Linked DNA regions of Homo sapiens: region 1 is linked to region 2. Evidence: chromatin loops called from intact Hi-C (ENCODE). Cell type or tissue: heart left ventricle. All regions are shown on one strand. Each heading gives the region's core, and the rest is flanking DNA. Links, peaks and the distances in the headings are about the cores only. Region 1 overlaps NCOR2 (nuclear receptor corepressor 2). Region 2 overlaps NCOR2 (nuclear receptor corepressor 2).

Region 1 (2,500 bases), core at 1-2,500, 65 kb before region 2:
GTCAAAGAGGACCTACTTCACGGAAATTTTGGATAGCCCAGAAAATTTCAGACTTGGTGAAATTTGGTGTTTGTCTTGTTTTGGTTTTAAAGATAGCAAACAGCCGAAGGGGGCCAGAAAGGGGCTGGAAGCCCACAGCACGCAGCCCTGGGAGGGCGAGGTGGGCAGAGGGGACAGTGCTTCTGCGGCACAGGGCGGGTGCAGAAATGCAGGACCGGCTCCCGGGGGCAGCAAGAGCCCGGTCAGCCTCCAACCCACCAAAGCCACAGGGGAGGAAGGCCACTTCCACTTGGTGGCCTCCTCCCCTGCCCTGTAGATAGGGACACAGCCCCTGCTTCTCAAGGCGGCCATCGGTGAGGGGCCCACAAGGCGAAGGCCCCGAAGGACTGAGGATACTGTGGGGTGCTGCGGCCTCTAAACAGGAACTGCCCCCCTGGGAGGCACTCACCAGCCACTCCCCGAGGCCCCTGAACCCCAGGAGCCCAGGGGAGGCTCTGGGCCCAGAGCTGCCTGGAATGCCGTGCACCGCCATGGCAACAGGCTGAGGACAGCCATCTTGGAAAGCCCAGAAGGGAGTGGGGGGAGGGAGGGACAGTGACATGTCCTGGCAGGTGCATTGCTGAGGGGACGCAGGGCCCGAGGGGACTCCCCAACATCCCCCTCATCCTCTGCAGAGAGGGCTGCACAAAGGCCTGGCGGCTCCCAGCCCAGGCTAGCCGGGGTCCCCACATGGGGCCATGAGGCACCTCCACAGCCACACAGGCTGGGGGGCATGGCTGGCCCCTGTCCCTCACCCCCAGGCCTTATCCTCCCGGGAGAAATGACCCCTGGGGGGACTCACGCCAGTGAGGGAATCGAGGCCTAGATGCGTGTGGAGCCTGGGGTGGTAGGGGCGGCACCCAGGAGGCCCCAAGGTCCAGCTCTCTCTTGCTCAGCCTCCGTCTCCTCTAAAATCAGAGGCACAGCCACTCAGAGGGCAGAAAGAGGGCAAAGGGGAGCAGGTGCCAGACGCAGGGCGCAGGCAGAGATGAGGCATGGTGGTGACTAAGAAAGCCAGCAGGGGCCAGGGAGGAGGCGGCCCCCCTCGGGCTTTGAGCCAGCCAGCAGGGCCACCAGGAAGAGCCAGAGTCCCAGGCGGCCTGAGCTGGCAATAAATGAAGTGACAGCCCCAGCCCTCAACCCGCTGGTGACACCAGCTTCTTAAAATAACGCCTTGGAACAGGAAGGAAGCAATGACTCAAAGCGGCAGAGAGGTCGGGGCTGCTGGGCACGCCCTCCACCACTGCGCCCGCTCCCAGCCTGGTCCAGTCCCCACAGCTGGGCTGGAGGGGCCGTGCCCCACCATCTCAGTGCCCCCGACCCCTGGTTAGCACCTCTGGTGCTATTTTCATCCTTTCCAATGCAAATTCCTCCAGGAAGGCCACAGGGATCCGTCCCTGCCGAGGGGAGGGGCGTTGGAACTGCAGCTTCTGATGGAAGACACCCTGGGAACTGGACTCTGTGACCCACAGCACCTCAGGCCGTCCCTGGCCCGGGCTTCTGGCACCCAGTTGGTAGACAGGACCCTGCAGAGGGTGCACCATGCAGCTGCCTCTGCTTGGAGGATGCCTGTGGCCACTCGGGCCTGGCAGATCTGTGCAGAACTGGCCGGCCGCTCTCCCAGGGGCTCAGCACACCTCCACGCCTCATCTCTTGCTGTGTGGCCCGGCACAAGGCACTCCTCTCACTGAGCCTCATCCAGAAAATGGGACGGCAACAGCTCTGTGAGGCGTCCTCCCTGTCCCCACTGACTGGCACCAAGCCAGGGGCCTTCAAGAGTCCAAACACTAGATCTTAGCCTCCTGTGCCATCAGCCTTGTGGAAGCCTCTGCTCTGAGATCCCCAAGTGGAAGACAACCCCGTCCCCTTGTCTCCAAAGAACCAGAGAAGACTCACTGTGGGGTCCCTGGTTCCAAAGCTTCTGACACCAGCAGCTGCCCACCCCCATCTGCCCACAGACTCCCACGGACAGGGGCTTCCTCGCCTGTGTTCCTCGGGCCCTAAGACACAGGCCCTTTCCCCCAGGAGGCCCCCGGGGACCAATCAGGAAACGGGAGCGGGAGGACCCGGAAATCTGGAAATGCTTGGGAACTTCATCCAACCCTGCCATCCCTATTTGGCAGAAAAGGAGAAACCGAGGCAAGAGGCAGCTTACTGGTGGAGATGTAAAATGGTACGGCCACTTTTCGGCCACTTTGGAAAACAGTTGGGCAGTTCCTCAAGGGGCTAAACAGGGTTAACAGAGGATCTAGCAATTCCACGCCTAGGTACACACCCAGGAGAAATGAAGACGTACGTTCACATGGAAACGGCACACTAATGTTCACAGCAACTTTATTCACAATACCCCAAATATGCAAACAATCTCACGTCCACCGACTGATGAGTGGGTAAACAACACGTGACCTACCCCTACAGTGAAATATGATTCAGCCACAAAAAGGAACGAAGGACCGACCCA
Region 2 (16,111 bases), core at 8,231-10,730:
TTTGGTGGGGGGGGGGGGGGCTTAACTCTGAACTCTCAAGCTGAGGCAACAAAACTCATTCCCATGATATTTGCTGGAATATTGGGAACAAGAAGCTGTCCTTCCACTGGGGCTACTGAACTGCAATTATTAGTCTCAGGCTAACAGGGACTGAAAGTGGGGAGCACCTGGACCCAACTGTGCCTGAAGCTTCTCTGAGGTTTTTTAGTTACTTGAACTATTTGTGCTAAATGCAGGAGGCAGAGGGAGTCTGTCCATTGCAACCAAGAGACCTAAGATAGCAACCCTCCTAAAACACAAACTCTCAGATAGGATCTCCCTGGAATCAGATCTCTTCCACCCGCTAGGTCCCTTATCCATGTAGGTGAGGACAGGTCCAAAGCCAGCCAAGAAGAGGCCAGAGAAATGGAATGGGAGACCCAGGCCAGACTCAGTGTAGGGGGAAGGGGCCAGGCAGGAGCCAGGGAGAGGCCTGTCCTGTGTCACCCTGAAGGGAAAGTGGGTGGCTCCCAGTCCCTTCCTGAGCTGTCAGTGGCTCTCATGGGTGAAAGAGCAGGCGGCAGCTTTGCAGATGAACACTGCCCAGCACAGCCCAGCTCTGATCTGGGTCACTTCTCAGAGGCAGACACACCCCCCGACGGCCGCCCCCCACAGTAACCTGAGCCTCCGGACCTCGGTTTCCGGAGGAACATCACGATCTCTCTTGGAGGGAATGTCTGCTAGCCGCACCGCAGAACCAAATGTGCTGATAAACCTAGGCCAGGTTGAGCAAGCCTGGGCTGCTCCCGCCAGGCCAGAAAAAAGAGGCATTGTCTGCAGCCAGGAGCCACCACATGGGCTGTACCCATGGGCATGTCTTGGGGCCATCCCTGCCAGGCCTTCAGTTTCCTGGGTTGTAAAACAAGTGGCTGTTCCAGGCCTCGGGGGCAGCCAAGGCCTCAATCTGGAGCAGGTGGCGACCCCAAGCCCCCACCCCACAGGCACTGATGCACCCCAGCTCCGCTTCTCCTCCCGACCTCCATGGGGCCATGTGCTTGTTACAGCTCCCGTTTCCTAGGTGGAAGACTGAGGCTATTTGCACAGGGAGGAGCAGGGCAGCGGGAAGATGAGCAAATGCCACTTCCATCTTCCACGCCGCTGCCCTGAGCAGCCACGGGAGGGAACACCTCGCAGCCACTGGCACAGCCAGTCCCCAACACAACACTTGGTGGCACCAACTCCTTCCTCACAGCGCCCCCGTGAGGGATTCTGTTATCATCCCCATTCTACAGCTGGAGAGACTGGCACAGAGAGGCCGAGCAACTTGCCCAAGGTCACACAGCCAACAAGGGCACAGCCTGGATGCAAACCCAGGCGAGCCACCTCCTGTGTCCAGCTCACCCACTGTGTCCTGGGACCCTGTCACCAGCATACCCATGCCTGCTGCTTAGGTTAGAGGAGACTGTTGTCTCTCCCACCAGGCTGGAGCCAGGCCTTGCAGCCCTCCCATCCCATGTCCCTGCTCACAAGACCAGGCCAGGTCCTGCCAGCCAGAGGTGCCCATGGGCCGCCGCGGACAGGCTGTGGGCATCTCCATGTCCACTTGAGAGCCTGCTGCACACTGTCCACCCCGGGCCCAGGAGGAGACGAAAGGCCACATCCTCACCTCCCTCACGGCCCAGCTCCGTGACCTCCCTCATCAGAACCCGGAATCTGGACTCCAACCTGTGCTGCTGCATTTCCTCTCCCCCCACAGCCCCAAACACAAGATCCATGAAGCAAGAGTCACACCTTTGTGTCCCCCAGAGTCCCAGCACACTGCACATGGCAGGTGCTCAATAAATGTTTGCTGAATGCATGAACATGCTAAGAGCAAAATCGCAGACGTGGAGCTGAAGCTCAAAGACCAGTTTGCAAACAGAGAGACTGAGGCTGAGAGCACAGACAGGGTGTGCTTAAAGCCCAGATTTCGGGGTACCACCTACACCAGGCCAGGTCCATCAAAGGCAGCCGAGTGTCCCAAATATCAGGTAACTGACCCCAGGTCCACACAGCCGGCCGGCTCCACTCCAGGTCTCCAAGTGGCCGAGAACTCTGATCCCCACTCCTGGAAGCCCCAGTGCCAGCCCCCGTGGCGAGACTGTAAGGCCGTCAGTGCCACTAAGGAGCTGTGTGGCCTCTGCCAAGTAGCCTGCCCTCTCTGGGCCTAGTTTCTCCATTTGTCAAGGGCACCCGGCAAACCTGGGGCTTGCTGGGGGATGAGTGCAACCCGGGTTCTGCAGGAGTCACCAGACGCGTGGGGAAAGGGCGTCCGGGGCCTGGGGCAAAGCCGGGGTAGAATCCGAGAGCCTCCTGCCTCTGGGTCCTGTCCCCTTAGCAGGGCTGTCTGAGGGGACAGCGAACAGCAGGCGGCAGGTGGGGTCTAGGGCCTTGTGGATTTGGTTCTCGGCAAGAAAGGCAGGTTCAAGCAAGGCGTCCTTCCTGGAAAGTCCAGACTCCCCGAATGGGGCTTCATGCACTCCCAGGCACAAAGGGGTTCTCGGCCACCCAAACTTGTCCTGCACCCTCAGGCTTGGAGTGGGGAACAGTACCAACCCCCGCCAGGGCCAGTTCCCCCACCTCCAGAGACTGGCGTCGCCAGCTGTGTTCATTTCCTAGGGCTGCCATAAAAATGACCACAAACCAGGAAACTTAAAACAACAGTGATTTATTTTTATTTTTTTATTATTTTTTGACAGGGTCTCACTCTGTGGTCCAGGGTGGAGTGCAGTGGCACAATCATGGCTTACTGCAGCCTTGACCTCCTGGGCTCAATTGATCCTCCTGCCTCAGCGTGGGACTACAGGCAAGCCGCCACCACATCCGGCTAATTTTTGTGCTTTTTGTAGAGACAGGGTCTCGCCATGTTGCCCAGGCTGATCTTGAAATCCTGGGCTCAAGTGATGCGCCCACCTCGGCCTCCCAAAGTGCTGGGACTATAGGCATGAGCCACCTCGCCCGGCCAACGACAGCAATTTATTCTCTAACAGTTCTGGAGCCTGGAAGTCCAAAATCAAGGCGTCAGCAGGACCCTACTCCCTCCAGAAGCTCAAAGGGAGGCTCCTTTCTGCCTCTTCCAGATGCTGGTGGCTCCAGGCATTCCTTGGCTTGCGGCTTCAGCCCTCCAATCTCTGCCTTTGTCTTCCTGTAGTTCATGTAGTCTTGCTCTCTCCTCTTCTGTCTCTTCTAAGGACACTGGTCTTTGGATTCAGGGCCCACCTGGGTAACCCAGGATGAGCTCATCTCAAAACACATCTGCAAAGACCCTTTTATCAAATACGGTCTCTCTCTGACAGGGGCTGGGTTACTAGGACATGGACCTAACTCTTGGGGGTATCACCACTCACCCCACTCCACCAGCCCCCGCCTTTTCTGACATTGCCCATTTCCTGAAAGCTCACTCCCTGCCTAGCTCTGAGCCCAAGCCCCAGCGGAACCCCATGAAGCAGAGGGGGAAACGGAGGCACAGGGAGTTCAGCCGATGCCCAGGGGACCAAGTGGGGCCAAGGTTTGAACCTGGCTTTCCGAGTGGCCCCAACACAGTAGCCGCTGGGTATTGGCCTCCCTCCAGTTTACAGGAAACAAGGGACTCTCACGCCCACGCCTCTCGGCCGAGGGCCAAACTGACAGTGAGTCACCCCCACTCCACAGGCCAAGAAGCTTGAAGCAGCTCATCGAGGGGGACCAGACAAACGGTGGGGCCAGGGAGGGCTTCCTGGAGGCTCAGCTTGCTCCAGTGTCAACAGGGGAGCAAATCCCACCTCCCGCTGCTCTCTCGGGAGGACTCAGCGAGACCCTGGAAGGAGGCAGCTTGGCACACAGGCCCCTGGCAATCACCACCTCCCTGGTTATTAGCAGGCCTGGCCCAGCCCACACAGCTGCCCACCCAGCCTCTGACCCCAGCCACAGAAAGGGCCCATTATGACATCACAGGCCAGGAATTATGTTATTAGCCTGGGAAGGAGGCTGGCCTCAGGAACAAAGGGCTCATTGTCATGCAAATGAACGACTCCGGAGGAAGAGGGCAGTTCCTCCACTCTGGGGTGCCCCTCCTGCCCTCTAACTTCTAAGCCACACTGGAAACTGACCCCCAACCTTCAGAAGTGTGGGCATCTCTGGGCCTCTGCTCTGGGCTAAATGAGGCGCACTCTCTCAGCCTGGGAAACGGGCCCCTGCCAGTTCTGAGCCAGATCCCCAGAAAACAGGACCCGCCTCGGAAGATAGGGATAGTAGAGGGACTTTTGGGGATGAAACAGGATGATCCCCTTAACATGCTAAGCATGACCTTGAGCAAAGAAGCAACTGCCTTGGAAATGCCATTCAGTTGGTAATACTGCAGGCCTGCAGCTGTGTGTCTTTGAGCAAGCTGCCTACCCTCTCTGTGCCTTATCAGGAGAGGGTGACTCTGTGCCGACTTTACAAGGCTATGGGAAGGACACAATGAACTAAGGTATGTGGAATGCTCACCTCGCCTTGGTCCTCAACACACAAGGCTGAGGCTGTCACCACCCCTCCCCCACTCCCCGTACCTACAGCATCCCTGGGTTCCTTCTCATGACTGTATCTAGGAGGGGTAGCTCTCTTGGGATGCTTGGTGGGTACCCCAGTGGCAGTCAGAGAAAAAGCATGAGAACTTTTCCTGGTTTTCCAAATCATCCCCAAAATGCAGGGCCTCCTTCACCAGAGAGGCCCCATTTATGGGGAGGGGACAGGCTGAGGCCCCGTGGAAGACACTGAGTCAGGCACAACTGTCTCCTAAGTGCCTGCTACATACCCAGTGCTGGGGACACAGCGGTGACAAAGATGAACAAAATCCTGGATGGAGGGGTGCTGGAGTGTGAATGTTTATGTCCCCCCAAAATCTGCATGTTGAGACCTAATCACCACGGGATGATGTCAGAGCGTGGGGCTTCTGGGAGGTGATGAGCTGTCATGAGTGGGATTGGTGCCCCCAGAAAGCCGCCCTGCCCCTCTTCCTGGGAGAAGCCACCATCTATGAACCAGGAAACGGGCCCTCGTCCCATGTGACACCAAATCTGCCAGCATCTTGGTCTTGGACATCCAGCCTCCAGAACTGTGAGCAATAAAGTTCTATTGTTTGTGAGCCACCCAGTCCAAATAGACTAAAACAAGGTGGGGACAGGGGTGATGGGCATACCGCAGACCCTGGTGGTGACAGTGTTACAAGGAGTAGTGAAGGTGTCACAGGGAGTCACAACTGACATCAGGCCTCTCTCAGGAGGCGCCATTAGCAGAGGCCTATATCAGGGAGGCTGAAGGTCTCAGGAAAGGGTGTTCCCAGAAGAGGTTACAGCCAGGCCGGGTGTGGTGGCTCATGCCTGTAATCCTAGCACTTTGAGAGGCCGAGGCAGGTGGATCACTTGAGGTCAGGAGTTCAAGACCAGCCTGGCTAACATGGCAAAACCCTGTCTCCACTCAAAATACAAAAATTAGGCATGGTGGTATGCGCCTGTAGTCCCAGCTACTCAGGAGGCAGGAGAATCGCTTGAACCTGAAAGAAAGGTGGCCACAGCTCTGCACTCCAGCCTGGGGGAGTGAGACTTTGTCTCAAAAAAAAAAAAAAAAAAAAAGGTTATAGCCAGTGCAAAGGTCCTGAGGCAGGCCCATGATCAGGGGCCCCAAAGAACAGCAAAGAAGAGGCTCATGAGGCTGGATGCCCCCAAACCCTATCCCACCCCCATCTCTCCAGACCCTAAGCTACGACCCATGCCCACGGGACACAAGCCTCCACCACGCCACTCTGATGACAGGAACACCCTTACAGCAGCTCAGTCATGAGGCCCCCACAGGCCCTGCAGGCACCACGTGTCCCCCAGCCTGGGATGCTCTGGAGCCCTCTGTGATCCTGAGGCACAAAGCAAACTCTGCCTGGACCCCCTGGGATGTCCAAGGGACCAAGCTCAGTTACAGGCCAGCTTCATGGGGGAGTCCTCTACTAAAAATACAAACATTAGCTGGGCTTGATGGCATGCGCCTGTAGTCCCAGCAACTTGGGAGGCTGTGACAGGAGAATCGCTTGAACTCAGGAGGCAGTGGTTGCAGTGAGCTGAGATCGTGCCACTGCACTGCACTCCAGCCTGGGTGACGGAGTGAGACTCGGTTTCAAAAAAGGAAAAAAAAAAAAAAATCAAGATCCCAGGATCCTGTGTGCCCTTCACCCAGCCTCCCCCAAGAATAACATCCTGAGACAAACCTGAGACAACGACAATTCATCATCCATATCATAACTAGGAAGGCAGCATGGATATAGCCAGCCGTATGCAGATTGCAGCAGTTTCCAATGCACTCACTTGTGTGAGTGTGTGTGTGCATGTGCGCATGTATCTGTGTGGGTGTCTGCATGTGAGTATGGGTGTGTGTGCACGACTGTGAGTGTGCATATGAGTGTGAGTGTGCATGTGAGTGTGAGTGTGCGAGTATGCGTGTGCATGTTCGTGTGACTGTGTGTATGGTGTGTATGTTCACAAGTGTGCGTGTGAGTATACATGTGGGTGTGTGCGTGAGTGTGCATGTATGTGTGTGCATGTGTGAGTGTGCGCGTATTTAGTTCTATGTGTTCTTATCACATGTGCAGACTCCAGTGATCACAACCAGTCCATGCTGAGCTGCCTCGTCACAAAGGCCCTGGTGCTGACTTCTGTTCTGAACCTCACCCAGGACTCTTCTCCACCGGGTAGGAAAATCGAGTCCCTGAGGACTTTGGCAAAGGTCAGGGGCAGCCACGACACAGCTCTGTGGCCAACCCAAGTGGACACCAAGGCCCTGGGGGTGACAAGGGGACATGGATGAGAACCCCCCCGCCTTCGGAGGCCATTCTCGAGGTCCCAGGAGAGGCCCCATGACAATGAGACAGCGGGCAGCTGGTGCGGGGGGCCTGGACGCCCGGGGAACTCCCCACTGGCTCCTGCTGGCCCAAGAGCGGAGGCCCTGAGCCAGTCACTGGCCCAGCATCCGGTGTCACTTACAAACACAGGACGGCTGCCACCTTCTGCAGGAGAACTGGCCCTCCCGCGCCAGTCCCCAGGCCACACCAGGCACTGTGGGGGGTGCCTGGCCCAGGGCTGGCACGGAGGGGCTCAGGCTGAGTGGGAGACGGGGCAGAACAGGCAGGCATGGGGGGAGACCTGGGGATCCCAAACAAAGGCAGAGCCTGGGAAGCACCCACTCGACCTACCTCCCATTATCTGGACCCAGGTTTCTACAAAACATGAGAGCTCTCTGCAAAGAAGAAAAGAAAAATGGACGGAACTCGAACTTAAATCCAACCTTGTGGTTACAATTACGGAGGCCCACCCAGGCCAGCACTGTGCGGGCCCCTTCAGGCTTCTCTCAGGCTCTCCCGAGACACACCGGCAGGCTGCAGTGCTACCACTGTGGTAAAGGACAAGGAAACTGAGGCTCTGTGGGATTCCGGGACTTGCCCAAGGTCACACCATCCTTGAGGGGTCGAGCCAGGACTGGAACCTCAGTCCGGCCACTACAACTTCATAAATACCATCGCCCTGAGATGCTGAAATCCCAGGGGCCCCCCACCCTCAGACCAGGTGCCGGTATTGTCAGCATCGAGAAAACAAAGTGCCAGTGAATTATCAACTGTGAGCCTATTATGAGCTAGAAGGCAGGTTTCATTCACTCCCTTAAGCCATACAGCCTATGAGGTGGGGAAAGATGCAACTTCCATTTGCCAGATGGGAAAACTGAGGCTCAGAGACAGTAAGTGACTTGCCCAAGGTCACACAGCCAGGAAGTGTCCAACCAGGACAGGAACCCAGGCAGTCTGCCCCGCGTTCCCCCTAAAACTGCAGCTCCTTCTCCCGTCAGTCCCATGCTTGTGTAGACCCCACTGTGCCCCATTTTACAGACGAGGAAACTGAGGTCTGCAAAGGGGAGGCAACACGCCCAAGGTCACACAGCATAGAGAGGACGGAGCCAGGACTCAAACCCAGGTCTGTGGCAAAGGAGCAACATTGCCTGGAAGCCCAGCCCCCTCCCTTCCCCAGCCTGGGCTCAGAGGTCCCCAGGAGCCATTCCCGCCACCTCCCTATGGCCGCGGCGCACCCAGACCTCAGGACAAATCACTCCCTCATCCCCCCGGTTTGCAACTAAAGGCTCCTTGTGAGCTCGGGAAGCCCTTCCAACTTTCCAGTGTTTATCCCGGCTCCTCGCTGCCAAGTCCCTGGGCAAGCCTGGGCCGGTGGCGCTGATTTCAAACCAGACATGGGCACCGAGCCAAGCGCCACCTCGGTGGGGAGCCGGGCGCCGGGGCCGGGCTGCAGCGCTGCCTGCACCTGGCTCTCCCCTGCCTGAGCCCACCGCGGAGCCCCAGGGCAGAGCCTCGGGAGCGCCCACGATCACATGCCCTCCTGAAGTCAACTCCGGGAACAGAAGCCCCCTGAGCCCCCAAGGCTCGCCATGCTCCCCCCCAGGGACGCCGGATGTGCACCAAGGAGAGGAGCACAGTGCCCACCCGGGTCCCCTCCCACGCGGGCCGGCCAAGAAGCCTCACCCCGGCCTGCCCGGCCAGCGCCTCCGAGCGCTCTTTTCCGTGACTGCAGCAACTTCGTCCGATGAGACAGCCCTGCCCACCATCCCGCTGAGCTCAGGGCCGACAACACTGCGCTGCCAGGGGAGGGTCCAGCTGCCCCCATTGGCTGACCTGCGGCCGGCCACTCAGCCCCCAGCCCTGGCCACCACCTCCAGCGACAGAACTGGGGCTCTTTCCAGATGAATTCCTCGGCCCCCAATCAGCGCCCCTGCATAGAGCCTGCAGGCCACAGCCCCCCACCCCAGTCTGCGCCCACCTCCCCCGGCCGGGGTGACCCAGCCACACTGCACCTCCCTGCCCACTCCAAGCCCGGCGACTTCTCTTACCCGAGCACATGACCAACCTCGCTCACGTCAGCTCCAAACACAACTTGAAGTAACTCTCTCACAAGAAAAAAAAAGAAAAAGAAAAAAAGTGCCAGCCAGCGGGCCAGCAGAGTCCACACACACAGGCTGTGCTGCCGGCTTCCAGGAGGCACACCACAGCCAACATCAGACCCATCCTTCCTCCAGGATGACACCCGCAGAGGGGCGGCCCCAGAGGGCGGCCTCACCTTCCCGCGAGACTACGACTCCCATCCCGGCCCTGGAGGCCCTGCAGGGCCAGGCCAGGCCCCCCAGGCTCCCAGCCCGATGCCCCCCAAACCCGGGCAGGCCAAGGCCCACCGGCGACAAGTGCGGGGCCGCCTGACCCCACGGCTGGGCCGTGAACGAGACGTCGGGCCTCCAGCGATCCGTTCTCGCCTCTGCCACTCTGGGCCTATAAACACAGGGAATTACATAAGTCCACTCCTCTTGTTTGGAAGCCAAAAGTACGAGCTTTTTCTCCCAGCCTTGGCAGTAAGTAATAATTCCTCATCGCCATGGTAACCCTGGCGGGCTTCCAGCCGACACTCGGGAGCTGAAACACTGTGAGGCCTTTTTATAGCTCGGCTCTTCGCTCGCTGGCAGGCGAAAGAGAGCTCCAGCCCCGCTTCTCCCACTTTAACCCGCTTCCTCCCAGCCCGGACTGTCCAGCTTCGAGCCGCACCTGCACCTCCAACCTGAGCGTAGCTCTGGCGCCTTGGCTCCGGCCTGGTTCCGAACCCAGGCCTCGGCCCATCCCTCCCCCGTCCTCTGTCCCGAGGGCCAGATGGCCAGAGGAGCAGGCTCTCCCTTGCAAATATTTCTGTCCTCCTTTTAATCCTAGGAAAAGAAAGCGTGACCCCCTCACACTGGCATTCTGATCTGGGGTCATCTCGGTGACAGGCCTAGAAAAGAAGACGTGGCCAAATAATACACACACACACACACACACACACACACACACACACACACACAGGCCAACAATGATGGCTTGGTAGTCAGCCAGGAGTCTGAACCTTGGCTGCAATTAGCTGTGTGACTCAGAGACAAGTCTGAGCTTCTCTGGGTGTCAACTTTCCATCCGTAGAAGGGGCAGGCTGAGCTCTGCTTCTCCAAGTGCTCTGGAAAGCAGAGATGAGGCGCCAGAGGAAGCTGCTGGAGCTCCCAGGAGGCAGAGGAGGCTCCACCAGGGTCTCCAGATTCACTTCCCTGCCCCTAGCAGCCAAGAGTTGGGCCTAAGAATGTGTCCCTGGACAGCAGCCCACATGATGACAAGGGTCTGGGGGTGCAGATGTGAGGAAGGCACCCCTGGCAGAAGCATGGCAGATGTGAAGGTCTGGAGGCTGGACCACGCGGGTGTGTTGTCAAAGCAGAGAGAAGGCTGGTGTGGCCGGGGCGCAGGGGCGAGGCGGGGAGAGTTTGACGATGAGGTCAGGGAGCTAATAGGAGTGGAGGGGAAGTGGTCAGATGGACTCTGGGCCTGGCCTTCAACTCCAGCAATAACATTGTCATCCTTTTTACTCTCAGGAGCATCTTGAGAGTAATAATATTAATAACAATAACAGTGGCCACACACACCGAGCCCAGCAGCTCGGACTGTGTGCCCAGCACTGTGCTAAGCGGGTCCCCTGGTTCACCAGCTGGCCTCACACCACCGCGGCATAGGCAGGTATGCCCCTGAGCCGCCACACACAGACAGAGCAGGAGGCTGGCCCAGAGAGGGTAGGTGACTTGCCCAAGGTCAACAGCTAGTGGCTGAGCTGGGACTTGAACTGGGCAAGCCTGGCTTGTCTCCGCTATCCACGTGGTAATTCAGCCACAAGGAGTCACAGGAGGGTTTCAGGACTAAGACCAGATTTGCCTGTGACAGGGGCCCGTGGCCACTGGACTGGCAGGGGGCCCAGACTGGCCACGAGGGGATGAGCATAGTGGCTGCGGAGGCCCCTGGAAGCCAGATGTCTCCTGTGAACAGCTGGCCCTCTAGCCTTCCCCAGGAAACACCCCTGGGGGGTTTCCGTAGACCTGCCCCAAAGCCAAAGGTGGGATTCTGCTACTCTTACGCCTTCTTTTATAGGTAGGGAAACTGAGGCACAGGAAGGCACGGGCATATTTTTAGCCCAAAGATCCAGCACCATCTTCCCGCCCAGACCGTCGCCAAGACCAGGCGGGACCATGACACCCAGGCCAAACTGGCCCCATGCAAACACCACCAGGAAGCGGTGCCTGAGAGCGGCCGAGTCAGGCCTCACCACCTCCTTCTGTTCATTTTTGTTTGTTTTGGACACAGACCTGCATCCAGACCTTCGCCAAAGGCTGGCCCTGGAATCCACGGTAACTCCTCCCACCCCCTCAGAGCGACTGTGTGCTATGGGCAGGTTTGACACTGGGCATGTCTCTTCACGGCCACTCGTTCTGCTTCCTGTGTCTTCCCCGCCAGACACTCCGCAGCAAATTGTTTGTTGAGTGACTTAATGAAGACCACAAATCATCAAACACCAGAAACAGCCACAGGCAGCAGCCCCCAGACAGAGCCTGTGGCCAAAACCAAACTCATATTCAGAATAAGCCAGTGTCTGGTTATCTGCTCAGCAAAAGAACTCCCCATCACGCAAGCCTTCGACGGCGACCACCCCTCCATACTTCGAAAAAGCATCCCCTGGCCAAAATCTGCCGACAGGCCGCTTCCTGGAGCCCGTCTGCTGAGCAGAGCTTTGACGGTGGGAAAGATCGGTGAAGACCCCCCAGAATATGATTCACCGCAGGCCACAGGGGCCAGGACAGTGGGCCAAAGGGGGTCTGGAAAGGGGCAGGGGGACCTTAAGCTGAGTGGCCCCAGGCAAGGCCCCCAGCCTCTCGAGGCATCAGAAGGCTCAGCTGGCGAATGGGGGAGCTCCTGCCTGCTGCCTCTCTCGCAACCCAGGTCAACAGAAACTACATGTGTGGGGCCCAGGGGGGAGGTGGGGGCCAGAACTCTGAGGACCAGATCCAGACCCACAGCCGCAGCTACGCTTCAGCATCCGGCTCCAGCTGGAAGAGACCCCCACTCACTTCCTCCCCACACACTGCTGCTTCCTGGCCAGGCACAGATACGAGTGGAGCAGGGTGGGGGCAGGAGAAAGAGACAGCACCGTGAGCCAGACACGTCTGGCTATCTGCACCTCCTCAATCCCGGGCCCCAGGGCTCCGTGACCTGGGCAGCCTCAGTTTCCTCATCTGAAAAGCCACTTAGATATCAAATGGTTCTATTGATGTATGCCACACAATGGAATTCCGCCATATAAAGGAATGAAGGACTCACACCATTCAACACGGATCAACCTCAAACACATTGTGCGGAGTGAAAGAAGCCAAAACCCACAGTGCATGATTCCGTCCAGGAGAAATACCCAAAATAGGTAAGTCCACAGAGGCAGAAGGCAGATTGGTAGCTGCCAGGGGCTGCGGGAGGCGGCAACGTGAAGTGACCCCACCGGTACAGGGTTCCTTTTGGGGTGATGAGGACATTTTTTGGATAGAAGGGGTGGGTGCTCAACATTGTGATTGTACTAAGAACTCATGAACTGTTCATGTTAAAATGGTAAATTATATGTGATGTGAATTTCACCTCAACTGAAAATAAATAGGCCGGGCGCAGTGGATCGCTTGAGGCCAGGAGCTCAAGACCAGCCTGGCTATCATGGCAAAACCCCATCTCTACTAAAAATACAAAATTCAGTCAGGTGTGGTGGCGCATACCCGTAATTCCAGCTACTCAGGAGGCTGAGGTAAGAGAATTGCTTGAACCAGGAGGCAGAGGCTGCAGTGAGCCAAGATCATGCCACTGCACTCCAGCCTGGGCAACAGAGCAAGGCCGCATCTCAAATAAACAAATAAATAAACAAAAAGATGGTGTTGCTGAATGCACACCACTCCAGCCCAGTTTACCGACTTCCTGAAAGCTGGGTCCAACTCCCAGCAGGTAGGAGTTCCTCACCCAGGCCTGGAGCTATCAGACATTCGAGAAGCATCTGCTGAGCCCCTACTGTATGTGCTGAGCACTGGAAATATGGCAGTGAACAAGACAAAATTACATTTTACATTTTAATTTTAAAATACATGAGTGATTAAAATAAAGTTCACAACTGTATTCGTTTCCTGTGGCTGCTATAACAAATTATTACAAATTGGGTGGCTGAAACCAGCGACCTATCCTCTCACAGTTCTGGAGGCCAGAAATCCAAGCTCAAGGTGTCACCAGGGCCACACACCCTCCAAAGACTCTGCAGGGGGAGCCTTCTCTGTGTCTTCCAGTTCCCAGTGGCTCCTGGCGTTCCTTCCGTCTTCACGTGGACTTCTCTGCTGTGTGTCTTCTCTTAGAACACTTGTCATTGGATTTAGGGCCCATCCTATTCCAGGATGATCCCATCTTGAGACCCTTACCTTAGTGACATCTGCGAAGACCTGTGGTCCAAATAAGGCCAAGGTCATATTCACAGTTTCCAAGTGTACCTATGTTTCATGGGCCATGACTCAACCCACTACCAAAGCCAAGACCTCAAAGTGGCAGCAGTCGCATGCCCGGAAACACCTTTGGTGCCCCTTTCCTTTCCCGCTAGTTCCAGAAAACTGGCTGGAAGCTGCAGAGGAGAGCTCCAGGGATCTCCGGGATGGCCCCAGGGCCCCCCTATAGCCGACAGAGCTGGAAACAGACCTGAGAGATCCCACAGCCACCCTCTCCGGCCTGAGCCTGCTAAAAACTGGCCCCAAGGAACCCAAATCCCCTTCCCTGTGGCAGGCATCCATGAGCCAGCCACTCGTGGGCAGCTTGAGGAAAGGGGCCTGCCTCCTGGATGGGGAGGCCAGACACAGGCCATCACCTCTGCCCCTAAATAAAGACACTCCCCAGACCAAAATGCATCCTATTTCCCCATCCAGGCCCGGGATTCTTCTCCACAAAAGCATCAAAATGAAGCCCTGACCACGTTGGCTAAGGGAAGCCAACGGTACTCCAGGGCTGTTTTTCTGCATGTTGTTTTTATTTTTAAAAGGGGCCGCCCCCACCCACAGCAGCTGTGAGCTGGCAGCTGGCAGAGTTAATTGCTCACTCAAGACTCACTTCCAACTGCAGCACCATCCGGCACGCCAGAATACCATGGGCACCCAGCAACTGGCAAGGACGGCTGGGGGCAGGGGGCAGGTGGCTGCCTGTTCTGGGGCTCCTGGGAACCCACACCCCGGTGGCAGGGGCAGCGGCAGAGGAAAGAGGAGTGCCCAGGAATGCTCCACGCCAGCCAGCTGGATCCCAGGGACCTAACCCGGGAAGGACACATCACGCCGGCCAGCATCACCCAAGCTCTCAGTGTGCCAGGGTCAGTGGGCTTCACGCGGCCTCCACTGTGCCTTACAACCGGCGTGTCCAGTCTTTTGGCTTCACTGGGCCACACTAAAAGAACTGTCTCGGATCACACATAACACTAACACTAACCATAGCTGATGAACTAAAAAAAAAAAAAACAAAAAACCGAAAAACAATCTGTTTTAAGAAAGTTTACAAATTTGTGTTGGGCTGCATTTAAAACCGTCCTGAGCCGCAGGTTGGACAAGCTTGCCTTACAACAATCCTATGGGGTGCTGTCATACCCATTCCATTAATACATACTGGGAAACTGAGGCAGAGAGCAGTGAAGTGACTTGCCCAAGGGGACGGGGCTGGGAAGTGGCAATGTCGGTTTTGAACTCAGCAAGTGTGAAACCCGCATCTACGACACTAACCACTAGACTATACTGTCTCCAAGAATGTCAGGCCCCACTGGAGACATGGTATTGTTCTCTGAGAAACTGCTGTGGCCGTGGGCCTTGACTTTCAGAAATGGCATCTCCAATGGTGTCAGACGTGACTTCCCAAGACTTGAGACCTTCTGGAACAGCCCATGGGACATTCTACCCAGATCACAGTGGGGACAAAATACTTTAAAAGTCACTGCTAAGAAGAGGCTATAAAATGGTGACAGCCAGTTGTGGCCATGAAGAAAACTTGTTCTGGCCCATTCAATGTTTTTTAAAAACTAGGCCATTCCTTATAAAATCCAGATTTCCAGCTTCTCTTGGAAAACCATCAGAATACCCAGCATGCCAGTTAGCCACAATCCCCACTCCTCCCCTTTGACCTGCACTGACTCACTCACTCCTTTCCTCCCTGTGTCTGAGTTTGGGACATCCCCTTATCCCTTCTTTGGCCACCTCCTCTTGCTGTTGCAAACAGTGAAACAAATGTCGAGGACCTCACTCAAACAAGAGAAAGGAGTGTCCCTCCTGGGATGCCAGGTGACTCTCCTTCTCCTTGGCTGGCTGGGCTGGGCTGGTGGCATGAGCCTGTCTGAGAACAAGGCCCGCATGGAAGGAGGCACAGCTGAGGCAAAGCCAGCTCCCAGAGGCATTGTTTGAGCACCTAGATCCAGCCGTGCCTGAACGTGTCCTACCCTGGCCACTCTGAGGACCCATCAACTCCCCGTCATAGCCTAACTCGGCTCGAGTGTGTCTCTGCCACAACTCAGGAGCCCTAACTAACTGCCCCTAACTAATCACCCCCAGGTCTCCCCTTGAATGACTCGTCCCTGGACGCCTGGCCTGATGGAAGACTAATTCAGCTCTTGCCTCACCCAGGTGAATGCCTGAACCTCGTCCTCACAACCCTCACCACCCGCGATAGCACTTGCTTGTTTAACTGACACTCCCCCTCTGGATACTAAACTCGAAGGCACAGGCAATGTCCAACTTCTCCACCATTCTCATCCCAGTGACGTACATGAGTCCGGAACATGCCACGTGCCCAATACATGTAAATTAAAACCATGTAAATACATGGAAATTAACTATGGAGCAAAAGAACAAAAGGGAAAGGCAAAAGTCATTAAATTTGACTTCTGCCTTAAATGTGAAAAACAGCCCAGCCCTGGAGGTCTGCAGGACAGTCTCAGATCCAGGAAAGCCCTCCTGGGGCCCCCCTGCTCTGCTCCAGCCATTACAGAGTGGGAAACTGAGGCACAGAACCCCAATCAGCATGCCTGAAACATGGTGGCCGGAGGGCCTTCGCGCCTGCTGTTCCCTCATCCCCCTTCCTTTCACATAGTGGGTGCCTCCTTATTGTCCAGGGCCCAGCTCAGATGCCACCTCCTCAGAAGCTACCCTGGAATTCTTACCTAAA

The links. Hi-C counts contacts between places; a loop is a spot of excess contacts. Peaks named below come from ENCODE experiments on the same cell type or tissue, not always from the same donor. Only the 100,000 strongest peaks of a DNase experiment are listed, where the experiment ranks them.
Region 1: a loop joins it to region 2, with 2.2 times the contacts of the local background. A loop is called at or near these places in 24 of 110 quality-filtered maps.

What each region holds. Positions count from the first base shown.
Region 1 is chr12:124,452,495-124,454,994 of GRCh38, forward strand. All of the region lies in intron 8 of NCOR2 (nuclear receptor corepressor 2), which reads right to left. Among named protein-coding and RNA genes, the nearest start is that of NCOR2, 110 kb to the right of the region's middle. RefSeq lists enhancers at 468-1,306, 706-765. In heart left ventricle, for the core only: a CTCF peak has its summit at 1,090 (motif pointing right); DNase peaks (open chromatin) are centred at 1,147 and 1,584; H3K4me3 peaks cover 353 bases; H3K27ac peaks cover 2,401 bases.
Region 2 is chr12:124,509,230-124,525,340 of GRCh38, forward strand. The region is part of intron 2 of NCOR2 (nuclear receptor corepressor 2); the gene reads right to left. It overlaps LOC105370047 (a long non-coding RNA gene), which reads left to right and starts at 3,993. Exons shown (of 3, transcript NR_188646.1): 1 at 3,993-4,468; 2 at 6,614-6,712; 3 at 7,234-7,569. RefSeq lists enhancers at 3,074-3,622, 3,623-4,171, 3,814-4,108, 11,784-12,336. In heart left ventricle, for the core only: no CTCF peak of the experiment used is centred there; DNase peaks (open chromatin) are centred at 8,262, 9,152, 9,462, 10,322 and 2 weaker places; H3K4me3 peaks cover 1,965 bases; H3K27ac peaks cover 2,500 bases.